Regions from separate parts of the Homo sapiens genome. Here region 1 is linked to region 2. The links are chromatin loops, found by intact Hi-C in ENCODE. Cell type or tissue: HCT116. All regions are shown on one strand.

What was found. A loop is a pair of places that touch in the nucleus more often than their neighbours do. Peaks named below come from ENCODE experiments on the same cell type or tissue, not always from the same donor. Only the 100,000 strongest peaks of a DNase experiment are listed, where the experiment ranks them.
Region 1: it touches region 2 in a loop (12-fold over the local background); 5 of 110 quality-filtered maps call a loop at or near these places.

What each region holds. Positions count from the first base shown.
Region 1 is chr16:81,040,476-81,042,975 of GRCh38, forward strand. ATMIN (ATM interactor) reads left to right here. Exons shown (of 4, transcript NM_015251.3): 2 at 881-1,006; 3 at 1,806-2,005. Among named protein-coding and RNA genes, the nearest start is that of CENPN-AS1, 1.4 kb to the left of the region's middle. In HCT116, no CTCF peak of the experiment used is centred here; no DNase peak of the experiment used is centred here.
Region 2 is chr16:81,140,085-81,142,584 of GRCh38, forward strand. It overlaps the pseudogene PKD1L2. Among named protein-coding and RNA genes, the nearest start is that of GCSH, 45 kb to the left of the region's middle. In HCT116, CTCF peaks have their summits at 1,516 and 1,719; a DNase peak (open chromatin) is centred at 1,487; H3K4me3 peaks cover 531 bases; H3K27ac peaks cover 666 bases.

The DNA of each region.
Region 1 (2,500 bases), 100 kb before region 2:
TTTTGGCTTAGATGGCTACCTGAAGAGATTCAGTATAATGCTACCAGTTTTTATTGAACATTTATTCTGTTCAAAACATTCCCAAAGGCAACAGAAGATACAAATAAATCTCTGCCCATGTAAAGGTGTGGGGGGCATTAGAAGGCGTTCTCTTCGGTGTAATGAAGTAATGAGAGAAGAAAAAGTAGTTTGAAGCTATGGAGTAAGGGACTTTGAGTATCCCAGGCTCAAAAAGTTGGGACTTGAACAGTACGGGGGTGCTGCTGAAAACGTTTGAGGGAGGTAATGACATGATCGAAGCTATACTTGAGAAAGGTGAATCTGATAAAGTATGAGTGAAAAAGAGACTGAAGGTCTAGAAATTAGATTGAGGCTAATGACAAAATCCACATAAATAGGAGGACTTGAACGAAGGGGCACTTAGAAGAGGACAGGAGATAGTAAAAGGCATTCAATGATGAGAGCACACACTACAGGGGAGCATGAGGGAGGTTGGAAAAGATAATGAAAGGATTACCGAGCTTCACTGACGATGTGTTTGAAATGAGCAGGAATCTTGTAGTGATCCTAATCCGTGGTTTTCTGGAGCATTTCACAGCCTAGGAACATACAAGGGGGGCATCTCCCTGGAATGTAAATTGACTAAGAGGAATTCAGTAATGGTCAAATGAATGCAGAATTTTAGAGTCTTGCTTAGTATTCTCACCACATTTCGTTTAATCTACTCATACTCTTTTTCTCTTACTGCTGACACTAGATGGAAAAACTCTTAATTAAAAGTATTTCACAAAATGTGCTCGTTTTCAGTCATTCCGTTTCCACTCCAGCCTGTTGTGTTGTTTTTTTGAAATAATAATTTAAAGTAATTTTCCTTTTGCAGGATGGCATAGTCAATCCAACAATAAGAAAAGATTTGAAAACTGGACCGAAATTCTACTGCTGTCCAATTGAAGGCTGCCCCAGAGGCCCTGAGAGACCGTTTTCTCAGTTTTCTCTCGTAAAACAGGTACTCTCTACTCTGAGGATGAGATACAGATGCTAAAAACCTATTGTGCATTCTGATTACTTAGCAGACATAACTACAGAATTGAGTAGACAGCTGCTTGTGAGGGGAGATGCCTGCGTGTCTCCCAGTTGGTATAAACCTGAGTATGCTGTTACACAAGTGGAGGGAAAAGCGGCACGGTCTGGAGGGAATATGTCTAGAACTGAGTTAAAATACAGAGAGAGAGAGTAAACCAGTTCAGCAAAGAATGAGAAAATGTTTGCTCGCAGATCTCCTGTGTGAGTCTGCATACCTCCAAGGGCCCAGCGCAAAGGCACAAAGGAACTGTTCTCCCAGGGGAATAAGAACCTGCAGAATCCAGGAAAAGAAGAGTTTTGGAAGCCGCAATCTTAAGAGGAGGGAGGGCCCCAGTGACTGGGACAAGAGGTGATTCAGAACTGGAAGAGATTGGCATCTGAAATGTTCCCCTGAGGGTCTGCTGGAGGGCGTCCTGAGAAGAGCATTGTAAAGACATTTTTTTCCTGCCTGCAGCACTTACAGATCAGAGTGTAAATGCTGGAGACCATAGATGTTTCCAAAACAATCTCCTCACTTTTCACAAAGCAAAAGCAACAAGAAGAGGCATATATATAATTAACTGCGATGTTCCTGCTTTTACATTCTTTTGACTTGGACTGCTGTATTTTATGTTATTTATATTAATAGTGTAAAATCATTATTAATTTGGGTGTATGATGGTTTCTGAAATGTTTTGACCAGTTGCTGTTTTTCACCTTAGTCCCTTCTGCGTTCCTCCTAGCACTTTATGAAAATGCATGCTGAGAAGAAGCACAAATGTAGTAAGTGCAGCAATTCGTACGGTACAGAATGGGACCTGAAAAGACATGCAGAGGACTGTGGCAAGACCTTCCGGTGCACATGCGGCTGTCCCTACGCCAGTAGAACAGCACTGCAGTCTCACATCTACCGAACTGGGCACGAGATACCTGCAGAACACAGGTGAAGGGAAAGAAATGATGGCACAGAAGTCAGTAGCTATGGGAAGCATTTCAGATGAAACATCCTGGAGAGCCAGTGGTGTGGGGAGGAAAAAGGAATCTTAGAAAATGTGTGACGTGGAAGAAGGAAGCTTTTGAAAATGGAAGCAGGTCTTGCAAATGACACATGTCTGGGCCTGAAATCTTGACCCAATTGTTCCCCCTATTTTTTTCTGCCAGCCCTCTTTGAGAGTCCCTTGTTATTTCCATTTGAAAATCTCAGCTTCCAGAATTTTCTATCAGAGGGAACCAAACTGCCAACAAATAAGTTTTATCATGAAACTGTACTTCATTTAAAGGTCAAATTTTCATTTAGTGTGATAGCTTCCTGCCTTAGAAATGATAAAACTTGCATTATGTAAGTCTTTTAGCTTCTTTTGGCTTAAAGATCTGAGTTGAGTTCTAGTACTTAGAGCTTAACAAAAGGTATGTTTCCTCCTTCTCTGTTTGCATGTTT
Region 2 (2,500 bases):
ACCACAAGGTCAGGATTTCGAGACCAGCCTGGCCAACATGGCGAAACCCCGTCTTTACTAAAAATACAAAAATTAGCCGGGCGTGGTGGCGGGCACCTGTAATCCCAGCTACTCGGGAGGCTGAGGCAGGAGAATTGGTTGAACCCGGGAGGTGGAGGTTGCAGTGAGCCGAGATCGTGCCATTGCGCTCCAGCCTGGGCAACAAGAGCAAGACTCTGTCTCAAAAAAAAGAAAGAAAATTCTCATCATACAAAAATTAGTGAGCACAGTGAATACCCAGGTGTTTATTAGCTGGCAACCACTATCACCCCTTGTCACACTTATTTCATCTGCCCCTCAGCCCTGTTTTGTTTTTGTTTTTGGCTGGAAAATTTCAACATAAATTCCAGACATAATACAAAATAATTCCTAGTCACTTCAGAATGCATCTCAAAAGTGGCCATTTTTGCCAGGCGTGGTGGCTCACGCCTGTAATCCCAGCACTTTGGGAGGCTGAGGCAGGTGGATCACTTGAGGTCAGGAGTTCGAGACCAGCCTGGCCAACGTGGTGAAAGCCCATCTCTACCACAAATACAAAATTTAGCTGGGCGTGGTGGTGGGCACCTGTAATCTCAGCTATTCGGGGAGGCTGAGGCAGGAGACTCACTTGAACCCAGGAGGCAGAGGTTGCAGTGAGCCGAGATCACGCCATTGCATTCCATCCTGGGTGACAGAGCAAGACTCTGTCTCAAAAAAAAAAAAAAAGGCAATTTTCTTACTGAATTACGATGCTGTTTTCACACAGCTAAATTAACAGTAATTTTTAAATGTCACCTAGTAACCTGTCTGTATTCAAAGTTCACTGGTTATCTTAAAAAATGCATTTTGTTTTAAGTTTGAATCAAGAGATAGGCGTCATCATTCCCATTTTAAAGATCAGGAAACTAAGCCTGAGAAGTTGAGGAGCCGGTCCAAGAGTGAAGTGCACAGATGGGAAACAGCCCACAGGAACACCGTTGTGACTGTAGCATGCGGTACAAAGGGCCCTGAGTGCCTTCCAGCAAACAGACCTGTTCAAACCCGGCCTCCCTGAATGTGTGCAGGAATCCTGCATTGTTTCTGCCTGGCAAGGTCTGGGTGGACATCCTTCCAAGATTGTTCAGAATGCCCTTTCCAGACGGCCCCAGGCTGGGGCAGGCAGGCACCCACTCAGCCCCCAGGGAAGTGGATTACCTGGCATGTGCAGGGGCCCAGGTGCCCGGCTGTACCCCCAGGCCGCCCTTCAGGGTCTGCAGCTGCCTGAGGGCCTGGGCATGGCTGTGGGGCTGGGAGAAGCCTCGGGGCCCCACCAGCCGCAGCTCTTGCTCCACGTGTTCCAGCTGAAGGTACAGACACTGCCTGTAGGCGCTGTCCTTCCAGGGGCCACTCCGTGCCGCCTTGGGCTTGGGACACTGTGATTTCTCTGGAGGACAAAGAAGAAAGCGATCAGCTTGTGCTGAGTCACAGAGCAAACCAGCTGCAATACAAACAACAGCCAGGTGGGGCGGCATGCGCAGGTGGTCCCAGCTACTCGGGAGACTGAGGCAGGAGGATCGCTGGAGCCCAGGAGGGCGAGGCTGCAGTGAGCTATGATGGCGCCACTTCACTCCAGCCAGGGCAACAAAGCCAGATCCTGTCTCCAAACAAAACAAACAAACCTCCCCCCACAAAACACAACAGTAATAGTACCAGCTTCTGAGTATGAAATGCTTGCTATGTGCCAAGCCCTGAGAAATCTGAGGTTCAAAGAGACGGAGTAAGGTTTTAGGGTCACACAGCCAGTTAGGATTCGATGTTTCTCTTTTAGATTTTTATCAGAGTCATTCTTCAAATTTCCCTACACATCAAGAGAACAGAGGAGAATCCCATACTCATCACTCCAGCTACAACAATGACCAACATTTGGCCAGTCTTGTCTCATCTCTTTTCTTCTCCTGGAGCTTTTTTTTTTTTTTTTTTTGCAGTGAAGTCTCACTCTGTCTCCCCAGCTGGAGTGCAGTGGTGTTATCTCAGCTCACTGCAACCTCCACTTCCTGGGTTCTAGAAGCAGTTCTCTTGCCTCAGCCTCCTGAGTAGCTGGGACTACAGGCGCACGCCACCACGCCCAGCTAGTTTTTGTATTTTTAGTAGAGAGATGGGGTTTCACCATGTTGGCCAGGTTGGTTCTAAACTCCTGACCTCAGGTGATCCGCCCGCCCCGGCCTCCCAAAGTGCTGGGATTACAGGCGTGAGCCACAGTGCCCGCCCTCACCCCCCGACTCCCCCACCCCCTGGGCCCAGAGTATTTTAAAGCAAATACTTTAATATGGTAAGACTTGAATTTGAACCCTTTTTTGTCTAGTGCCAAATATAGTGTAATCCTGTCCCTTTGTTTTTTTGTTTTTTTTGTTGTTGTTGTTGAGACGGAGTTTTGCTCTTGTCGCCCAGGCTGGAGTGCAGTGGCGCAATCTCAGCTCACTGCAACCTCCGCCTCCCAGGTTCC